2 separate regions of the Homo sapiens genome follow, and region 2 is linked to region 1. Evidence: chromatin loops called from intact Hi-C (ENCODE). Cell type or tissue: sigmoid colon. All regions are shown on one strand. Each heading gives the region's core, and the rest is flanking DNA. Links, peaks and the distances in the headings are about the cores only. Region 1 overlaps YWHAE (tyrosine 3-monooxygenase/tryptophan 5-monooxygenase activation protein epsilon). Region 2 overlaps CRK (CRK proto-oncogene, adaptor protein).

What was found. A loop is a pair of places that touch in the nucleus more often than their neighbours do. Peaks named below come from ENCODE experiments on the same cell type or tissue, not always from the same donor. Only the 100,000 strongest peaks of a DNase experiment are listed, where the experiment ranks them.
Region 2: it touches region 1 in a loop (2.7-fold over the local background); 12 of 110 quality-filtered maps call a loop at or near these places.

The regions. Positions count from the first base shown.
Region 1 is chr17:1,362,899-1,368,273 of GRCh38, forward strand. YWHAE (tyrosine 3-monooxygenase/tryptophan 5-monooxygenase activation protein epsilon) reads right to left here. Exons shown (of 6, transcript NM_006761.5): 2 at 1,961-2,160. Among named protein-coding and RNA genes, the nearest start is that of YWHAE, 35 kb to the right of the region's middle. In sigmoid colon, for the core only: a CTCF peak has its summit at 2,695 (motif pointing right); DNase peaks (open chromatin) are centred at 278 and 2,753; H3K4me3 peaks cover 358 bases; H3K27ac peaks cover 363 bases.
Region 2 is chr17:1,434,946-1,440,320 of GRCh38, forward strand. CRK (CRK proto-oncogene, adaptor protein) reads right to left here. Exons shown (of 3, transcript NM_016823.4): 2 at 1,675-2,210. Among named protein-coding and RNA genes, the nearest start is that of CRK-AS1, 13 kb to the left of the region's middle. RefSeq lists an enhancer at 3,810-4,104. In sigmoid colon, for the core only: no CTCF peak of the experiment used is centred there; no DNase peak of the experiment used is centred there; H3K4me3 peaks cover 419 bases.

The DNA.
Region 1 (5,375 bases), core at 201-5,200:
TACTCAATGACTGCTCTATTACTCCAAACTCTTCCTCCTCACAAGCTGATGATCTACATTCTATTTCTCAGTTTTTGTCATCAATAGATCTCTACACCCTTCTCCCAGATTCACTGAGTATCTACAGCAAACCCACCCAATACCTGAGATCACACCAAGGTATGGTGCAGCCATGTTCCATTCAACAGAGTTCTTTGCTCTCTACTCCTAGACTTTCACTTGTCCACACCCATGACCATGCTGCTCCATACTAGAAGTCTGAATTGCAACACTCCACTCTTGGCCCGTGGCTTCCTTTTTCAGTTCCTCTTCTCTTATTATTTCTATTTAGGGACTCATCAGGACATCTGGACTCTTTATTTTTTACTTTTTCTTTCTTTGATTCAGAGTTTCCCTCTTGTTGCCAAGGCTGGATGGAGTGCAGTGGCTCGACGTTGGCTCATTGCAACCTCCACCTCCTGGGTTCAAGCGATTCTCCTGTCTCAGCCTCCCGAGTAGCTGGGATTACAGGTGCCCGCCACCATGCCTGGCTAATTTTTGTATTTTTAGTGGAGACGGGGTTTCACCATGTCGGTCAGGCTGCTCTCGAACTCCTCACCTCAGGTACCTGCCCGCCTTGGCCTCCCAAAGTGCTGGGATTACAGGCATGAGCCACCACGGAAGGCCCCAGCTCACAACTTTCTATGTGACCTCAGGTATGTCAAACACCCAAAACCCTGGTTTGTGCATTCATAGTTGGGATAATACCTCCCCCTTCCAGTGCCATTTTAAAGATTTCATGTACTACCTTGCACAAATACATGTAACAAAAATATTTCTCTACTCAGGACAGTGCCCAGTACAGCTGGCGAGTCAGTAACTGTGGTTCCCCCACCCTTCCCTCCCCCAACCAACCTCACTTTCCACCTGCCCTGTAATTCTCTTCCCTGTTCTTTCCTGTATTTACGTGCCTGTCTCTTCTACTAGAATCGGTTACTCAACAGCAGCACTCCCGACAGTTTGTTGTGGGGCCCGTGCTGTGCCCAGTAGAATGGTTAGCAGCACCCCAGTCCCCACCCCACTAGATGCTAGGAACACCCTCCAGAAGTTGTGACAATCAAAAGTATTTCTAGACATTGTTAAACGTTCTCTGAAGTACAAAAGCACCTCTAATTGAAAACTGCTGCATTACAGTGATGGCTGTCCAACTTTTTTTTAACAAGACCTACAATAAGAAACATTTTATATATGTATATACACCCACAGTAAGTAAAATAACTTCATTAAATAATCCTCAGGGAAAAAAAAAGAGGAATCAGACAAATTAACCCAATATATTGGTTTTTGGGTGCTTTTTTTTTTTTTTAGATGGAGTCTCGCGCTCTGTCACCCAGGCTGGAGTGCAGCAGTGCGATCTCGGCTCACCGCAAGCTCCGCCTCCCGGATTCACACCATTCTCCTGCCTCAGCCTCCCGAGTAGCTGGGACCACAGGCTCCCGCCACCACGCCCAGCTAATGTTTTGTATTTTTAGTAGAGACGGGGTTTCACCATGTTAGCCAGGATGGTCTCGATCTCCTGACCTCGTGATCCGCCCACCTCAGCCTCCCAAAGTGCTGGGATTACAGGCCTGAGCCACCGCGCCTGGCCAACCCACCATATTTTTTTAAAAAACAGTCATCATTTTGCTTGAAAATACAATAGTTCCCCCTTATCCAAGAGGGATCCATTGAGACCTGCCAGTGGATGTGATGAAACCATGGAAAATACCAAACCTGATACAGACTATGTTTTGTCCTCATGCATAGCCACGGGTAAGTTTAACTTATAAACCAGGCACAAAGATCAATATCAGAAACATTATAACATACTGTAATACAAGTTATATGAATGTAGTCTCCTTTTCTCTCAAAATCTTAAGTGTACCGTCCTACAGGTAACTCAAACTGTGGATAAGGGGGGATGATGGCACAACAATCTCACCATTTGCCGATATTCCCGAATCATTTTTAGCTTGTCTTCTCCTCCCTTGTTTTCTTCTTTCTGTTCAATGCTGCTGATTATTCTCCAGGAGGCTCTTCTAGCTCCAATCACATTCTTATATGCAACAGATAGGAGGTTTCTTTCTTCAACTGTCAGCTCCACATCCATCCCTGCTACTTTCTTCATTGACTCCACCATTTCTGTATGGGAAAAGGAAAAGTCAGACCTTACAAATTTGAAGTTTTCTTAACATATTCCTTTCAAAGTAGTTTTTTTCTGTCAAGCTACTGCGAAAAAAACATTTTAACAAAAATAATTTCATAATCATCAAAACTAATATGAGTAAAAAGCCAAAAACATGTAAAGGAAACCAAACTAAGAGCCAATACAAAGACTCCAGAAGGTAGTTAGGTGGAGTGAGAAAGACTTCATATACTATCTAATATAATTTAGTGTGGTCTGAAAGCACCTCTCATTAAATAAGGTAATTAGGCACACCTAACTATTTTCCAGCAAAAAAAAATGAGCTGTCAGTTTAAGAGAAAGATTAAGAATTTACAGGTTCTAAAATGTATTGTCTCACAAATAAATAGTATTTCCAAAAATACAAAAGGAAGGGGAATTTGTTCATACAGCAAAAATATACGGAGTATATGGTTGGCCACCAACAGACTTTGGATGTTTTCTATCCTTCCTCGTATGAAGCTCCTTCATTGGTAAAACTTCTGATGATTCCTACTTGTTACCACTAGGTGGCGAGCAAAGAAAGGGGCCCAGAAAAGCCTTGGCATCTACCGCAAGCATAGGGAAACACAACGGCGTGTGAATGCAAAGCGCCACAAACAGCACAAGAAATAGTAACTGAATAAATACATTAATAAAAACTTATTTTTGATGCCATATTACCATGTGGCTCTCCAACATTACCCACGTTTCAATCTTTGGTGATGAGACTCAAGAATCTGCATTTTAGGGCCAGGAGTAAGTGGCTCATACCCCTAGCACTTTGAGAGCTGAGGCAGGAGAATCACTCGAGCTCAGGAGTTCGAGACCCTGTCTCTAAAAAATAAAAACAGAGGCTGGGCACAGTGGCTCATGCCTGTAAATCCCAGCACTTTGGCAGGCCGAGGTGGCACATCACCAGGTCAAGAGATAAAGACTATCCTGGCCAACATGGTGAAACACTGTCTCTACTAAAAATACAAAAATTAGCTGGGCGTGGTGATGCACGCCTGTAGTCCCAGGTACTCTAGAGACTGAGACAGGAGAATCGCTTGAACCCAGAAGGTGGAGATTGCAGTGAGCCAAGATCATGCCGCTGCACTCCAGCCCAGCAACAGAGACTCCACCTCAAAAAAAAAAAAATAGAATAAATAAAATAAAAATAAAAATAAAAATAGGCTGGATGTAGTGGCTCATGCATATAATCCCAGAACTGTGGGAGGCCAAGGTGGGCAGATCATTTGAGGTCACGAATTCAAGGCCAGCCTGGCCAACGTGGTGAAACGGTCTCTACTAAAAATACAAAAATTAGCTGCGTTTGGTGGTGCGCGCCTGTAATTACAGCTACTTGGGAAGCTGAGGCAGCAGAATTGCTTGAACCCAGGAGGCAGAGATTGCAACTGAGATCGCCCCACTGTATGCCACCTGGGGCAACAGAGCAGACTCCATCTCAAAAAAAACCAAAAGAAAGAATCTGCATTTAAATAAGCATCCTTAGCTTTCATTAACACCCTAAGCATAAGCATACCTTAACTAATAGGTATGAAAGAGATGGTGACTTCATAAAACACTACTAAATTGGACGGGCACGGTGGATCACACCTGTAATCTCAGCACTTTGGGAGGCCAAGGTGGGTGGATCGCCTGAGGTCAGGAGTTCGAGACCAGCCTGGCCAACATGGTGAAACCCGTCTCTACTAAAAATACAAAAATTAGCTGGGCATGGTGGTGCACGCTTGTAATCCCAGCTACCAGGAAGGCTGAGGCAGGAGAACTGCTTGAACCTGGGAGGCAGAGGTTGCAGTGAGCTGAGATTGCACCACTGCATTCCAGCCTGGGTGACAGAGTGAGACTCCGTTTCAAAAAAAAACACAAAACAAAAACCAAAACACTATTAAATTAAGGGGAGTGTGCCTAATGTATCCAGGAAAATATGTTTCAAAAATTAATCCTTTCGGGAATATAAAAAAAATTAAGCCATATTTTGTAAAGTCTCTTCGAAAAATATTCGGCAATGTTTTAATAAACATGTACCATATGACTCAGCAATCCCAATTCTATGCATCATCCAGAAGAAAAATAATCTTTACAAAGACTTTTACACACTCACTCACAGCAACTCTATTCATAATAGCCAAAAAGTGGAAACCCCTCAAATGTGCATCCAGAGGGGAAATGTATAAGCACACTGATGTTCACATATGTAAGATGGGATACCACTCAAAAATAAAGAATTAACTGTCCATGCACAGTGGCTCACATCTGTAATCCCAGCATTTGGGGAGGCCAAGACAGGAGGATTACTTGAGCCCAGTAGTTTGAGACCAACCTGGGCAACATGGTGAGACTCTGCCTCTACAAAAATTAGCTGGGTGTGGTGGTGTGTGCCTGCGGTCTCAACTACTCAGGAGATTAAGGCAAGAGAACTGCTTGACCCCAGGAATTCAGGCCTGCAGTGAGCTATTAGGTTGGTACAAAAGTAATTGCGCATTTTGCCAGCAAAAACCACAATTACTTTGTATAATCCTAACGCTGTACTCCAGCTTGGATGACAAAGCGAGAGACTCTGTGTCCAGAAAGAGAAGAGGAGACGGGAGGGGAGAAAAATAATTAACTGATACAAGCAACAATATGGAAGAATCTGAAAAACATCATATTAAGTGAAAAGAGTCAGATTAAAAGGATTTTATCATTCCATTTATATCAAATTGCAAAAAACACAAACTAAAAAGACAGAAAGCAAATGGTTATCAAGGTACAGAGGTGAACTGAGGGGCTTTTGTGCAAAGGACAGGTCACAGAATTGTACATGTAAAAGTGGCACGTTTAACTGTACACCTCAAGCTGATTTTTTAAATGCAATTCTGAACCATTAAAGAAGGATGACATGTTGGGTGCTGTGGCTCACACCTGTCATCTTAGCACTTTGGGAGGCTGAGGCAGGTGGATCACCTGAGGTCAGGAGTTCAAGACCAGCCTGGCCAACATGGTGACACCCCGTCTCTACTAAAAATATAAAAATTAGGCCAGGCACGGTGACTCACGCCTGTAATCCCAACACTTTGGGAGGCCGAGGCAGGCAGATCACCTGAGGTCGGGAGATCGAGACCAGCCTGACCAGCATGGAGAAACTAAAAATACAAAAAAATTTGCCAGACGTGGTGGCACATGCCTGTAATCCCAGCTACTCGAG
Region 2 (5,375 bases), core at 115-5,114, 72 kb after region 1:
AAGCCTCTAATTAAGGCAGGCATGATTAAATCTCTGAGAAAGGAAATGCAAATAGAAGCAAAATTCACATGATAACTGGTTTCTCCTGGGTCAGCTGGCTTGTTCCATGGCTTTTTTTCTTTTTCTTTTTTTGAGACAGAGTCTCACCCTGTCGCCCAGGCTGGAGTGCAGTGTCATGATCTCAGCTCACTTCAGCCATGACCTTTCAGGCTCAGGTGATCCTCCCTCCTCAGCCTCCCAAGTAGCTGGGACCACAGGCACGTGCCACCATGCCCAGCTAATTTTTTGTAGAGATGGTGTTTTGCCATGTTGCCTAGGCCGGTCTCCAACTCCTGAGCTCAAGTGATCTGCCCACCTCGGCCTCCCAAGGTGCTGGGATTACAGGTATGAGCCACACGCCCAGCCTTTGTTCCATGTTTTCATACTTACTTCAACCCAGTGCTAATAAAGTCTGTAATAAATGTCAAGAGTTACATCTAGTGACTCAGTAAGGCCAGATAAAAATAAAAAAAAGCAGAGAGGAAAAAAAAAAAAGAAAATAAAAAGGAGTAAGATCCATCATACACACAGCACCATGCCAGATGTTACCGTCATCTGAACTCACAGGAAGACCTGAGGGTAGAAATCTATTTTCCTCCAAACAGGGAATGGGAACAAGAGGCAGTGATAACTCTGACAACATACATTCCATTTCTCATTCAAGCCAGGACTGCAGGTGCATGCCACCACGCCTGGTGATTTTTTTTTTTCACTTTTTGTTAAAAAAAGCTGAGGTCTATGTTTCCCAGACTGGTCTTGAACACCTGGTCTCAAGTGGTCTTCCTGCCTTAGCCTCCCAGAGCACTAGGATTACAAGTGTGAGCCACTGTGCCCAGTCTGTACTAGCTTTTACACTGAACCATCAATTCTTCTGAAAAGAAAGGAAGGGAGAGAGGGAGGAAGGAAGAAGAAAGGAAGGAGGTAGGAGAGCAAGGTGTGAGCGTGGAAGAGAGGAATAAAGGAATTAACACCATGTAATGGCTGGCCAGAAGGAAGTGGGCTGCCAAAGATATTTCATCAGTAAAGGCAAAAATTAATTCCTGAGGAAGAACTGGCTTTTTGAATGATTTAGAAAGACCCGTGCACCTGCCACTCCTCGGAATGAGGACTTCTGGGTGTGCATCTCTTCAAACCTCTACTAGGCCTATTTCCTCCCGGATTCTACTCAATGAACATTAGTGGTAAGGAACTTCAAGTCCCCTGAAGCAAAAACAAGTTTTTGCGGGAAAATTCCATTTAAGTGCTTTGATAGAGACCACTTATTACACTCAAATCCATCTGAACCCACCTTCTTTTAGACAACGACAAACAGAAAGCAAGAAACAGATGAGGATGTAGATGAGGAAAAACATTTGAGGTTAATTCCTGTGAATTCAGGTGGTGTTATTAAAGTAGTCCAAGTGTGTTTAGTAGATCAATTAAGAACATTCAGTTATACAGTTTTAAGCTTACTCATTCCCAAACAGGTTTTCTATGAAGAAGAGAAAACCCAACATTCAATGCCAACATCAGTGCTTAGCGGCTTGCCATCTACAACATCCCAATGCTGTAGTCAGCATTGCTACAAAGCTCTAAGAGGACCGAGAGGAGACCCTGCAGCAGATCTCTTCTTTCTACATTGTGCACGTTATGTACCTCCAAAGCCAAGGCTGTCTTGTCGTAGGCATTGGGGACTCGCTTCTGGATAACCCTGGCATATATGGGCCCATTCTGGAGGTTAGGGAGCGGAGTGTTGACGCTGGGTTGGGCATAGGGCCCAGGCTCCGGCCCACCCAGTGGCTGTGGGTGGGAACCCTCCTGGTTACCTCCAATCAGAGCCGATACTGAGGCGGAGGCAGGTCTATACTTCTCGACGTAAGGGACTGGAATCATCCCTCTCTTGCCTTCGCTGTCCTCCGCATTCCACCACTGCTCTTCAGGCTTGTCCCGGATTCTCAAGATGTCTCCTTTCTTAAAGGGAAGATCTTCCTCATCATTCCCATTAAAGTCAAAGAGGGCTCGCACATACTCCGCCTCCTCCTGCCTGAGAATCACTCCACTACCCTGCCTGGATCTGGAAACTGGTTCTATCAACGTTGTAGTGTCCAAATAGTGTATTTTGTAGAATTCCAGTAAAGCAGGCAATGAATCAAACTCTTGATCTCCTATTCGGAGTCTGGAGGGGCTCACCCCTGGAAAAAACAGAGCAGGCTGTTATTTAATGATGTACTACACTGGAAATGAAATGCAGATTTTATTTTTATTTTTTTTAGAGTTGGGATCTCACTATGTTACCCAGGCTGGTCTTGACCTCCGGGGCTCAAGTGATCCTCTCACCACAAACTCCTGAGTAGCTGGGACTACAGGAGCCCACCACTGTGCCTGGCCGAAATGGAGCTTTCATGCATGCCTCATACACATTTAGTCAAGATTTAATCAGCAAAAAAAACTCTAGAAAAAATAACCCCTTCTCTTCACAGCACACCAACATCACATTTGGAAGCTGAAACATCCCCTGGGAAGAAAGATGCCCATCACTACAGCCCCAGGGAAGGATGAGGAGGCCAGGAGACTAGGCTGATCAGGACGTGCTCTCATACTTGATCAACGACGGGGGCTTTCACTGCATTCTCCAAATATGTTCTGTCGCTACCCCATTTACAGAGCAGTGTAAGCCTCAAGGTTCTGTTGCATGTTTTTTTTTTTTTGAGACCAAATCTCACTGTGTCGCCCAGGCTGGAGTGTAGTGGCGTGATCTCTGCTCACTGCAACCTCTGCCTCCCGGGTTCAAGCGATTCTCCCGTCTCAGCCTCCTGAGTAGCTAGGATTACAGGCTCCCACCACCATGACAAGCTAATTTTTTTTTTTTTTTTTGTATTTTTAGTAGAGACGGGGTTTCACCATGTTGGCCAGGCTGGTCTCAAACTCCTGATCTCAGGTGATCCACCCACCTCAGCCTCCCAAAGTGCTGGGATTACAGGTGTGAGCTACTGCGCCTGGCCTGCATCTACTTTTCAACCTCAGGAAATGTAGCAAGCTCTTGTTTTTCATGGGTCCCTGCTGCTGTTCAGAAGGTGGAGAGAGCTTGTGTCTGCACTGAGCTCACACATTTTTTCTCTTCACATCTAGAATGTATAATTCCGAAGAAGAAAAACTATCTCTTGTTGTGGTTTTCGTTGTTTTTGGGACAGAGTCTCGCTGTGTCGCTCAAGCTGGAGTGCAGTGGCACAATCACAGCTTACTGCAGCCTTGACCTCCCAGGCTCAAGTAATCCTCCCACTTCAGCCTCCTGAGCAGCTGGGACTACAGGCACGCTCAACCATATCTGGGTAATTTTTAAATATTTTGTAGAGATGGGGTTTCACTATGTTGCCCAGGCTAGTCTCAAACACCTGGGCTCAAGCAATCCTTCGGCCTCAACCTTCCAAAGTGTTGGGATTACAGGGATGAGCCACAGTGCCTGGCCTCTGGTATCTTTTTAAATCTAAGATAGGTGATCTCAATTTTATCTTTGACAGCTAAAAGGTAAAAGAACCAAGAAGCTGAACTGAAAAACTAAGGGGCTAACTGCTTAAAAATCAATTCCCGAGATCGTAAATAAAACAGAAACTAGACTGTTCGCTATGAAGCAAACAGGTCATTAAAAAAAAAATGCTTGGGGAAATAAAGGGTTAAAACACTCAACATCTGATAACACACTGAGGATCCAGAGAAAGAACATATTACAAACGCTTAAAATTCCTAAGACACGAGTGTGTATGGTGGCCCTACATACCATAGTTCAGAATGGATTTATTCTATGCTGAGATTCTAAAACTCAAGGAAAATAAATGAACACAGTCAAACAAAACGAGTAAATTCAAACAAGAGTCAAAGTTTCTTTAAAAAAAAAAAAATGAGTCAGGGTTTTGCTGTGTCACGCAGGCTGGAGTGCAGTGGCATGATCATAGCTAACTGCAGCCTCAGCCTCAAGCAAGCCTCCCACCCAGCCTCACGAATAGCTTCAAATACAGGCACACGCCACCACGCCCGGCTAATTTTTGTATTTTTTGTAGAGATGGGGTTTCACCACGTTGCCCAGACTGGTGAACTCCCGGGATTGTTAGGATTTCGGCTTCCCCAAGTTTTGGGATCATAGGTGTGGGACACCACGACGGAGTCTCGCTCTGTCCCCCAGGCTGGCGTGCAGTGGCACAATCTCGACTCAGTGCAAGCTTCGCCTCCCGGGTTCACGTCATTCTCCTGCCTCAGCCTCCCGAGTAGCTGGGACTACAGGCACCCGCCACCATGCCTGGCTAATTTTTTTTGTATTTTTAATAGAGACGGGGTTTTACCGTGTTAGCCAGGATGGTCTCGATCTCCTGACCTAGTGATCCACCCGCCTCGGCCTCCCAAAGTGCTGGGATTGATTACAGGTGTGGGCCACTGCACCCGGCCACAAAGTTTCTAATTAGGAATGCAAACCTTTAACTCCCACTCGGCTAAGCACCCAAAACAGCAAACTATTTTCATTGGATTTTTCACATTATGGTTTCCTGAAGAAGTAATAAACAACTCTCTAATAATAACAACTAGTAAACATTCTCCATAGAGAATGAGTTTTAGCTGGGCACGGTTGCTCACATCTCTAACCCCAGCACTTAGGGAAGCTGAGGCAGGTGGATCCCTGGAGCTCAGGAGTTCAAGACCAACCCGGGCAACATGGCTGTCACTGCAAAAAACTTAAAAAATTAGCTGGGCATGGTGGCACACTTTTGTAGTCCCAGCTACTCAGGACACTCAGGTAGGGGGATGGCTTGAGCCTGGAAGGTCAAGGCTACAGTGAGCCATGATCACGCCACTGCACTCCAGCCTGGGCAACAGAGCAAGACTCTGTGTCAAACAAACAAAAAAAAGAAAATGAATTTTGTTGGGCGTGGTGCCTCACACCTGTAATCCTAGAACTTTAGGAGGCTGAGGTGGGAGGATCACTTAAGTGCAGGATTTTGAGACCAGCGTAGGCAACACAGCCAAGACCTCATCACTACAAAAATTATTTAAAAATTAGCCAGGTTGGACAGGCGCGGTGGCTCACGCCTGTAATCCCAGCACTTTGGGAGGCTGAGGCAGGTGGATCACAAGGTCAGGAGATCAAGACCATCCTGGCTAACACGGTGAAACCCCGTCTCTACTAAAAATACAAAAAATTAGCTGGGCGTGGTGGTGGGCACCTGTAGTCCCAGCTGCTAGGGAGGCTGAGGCAGGAGAATGGCATGAACCCAGGAGGCAGAGCTTGCGGTGAGCCGAGATCGCGCCACTGCACTCCAGCCTGGGCGACAGAGCGGGACTCTGTCTCAAAAAAAAAAAAAAAATTAGCC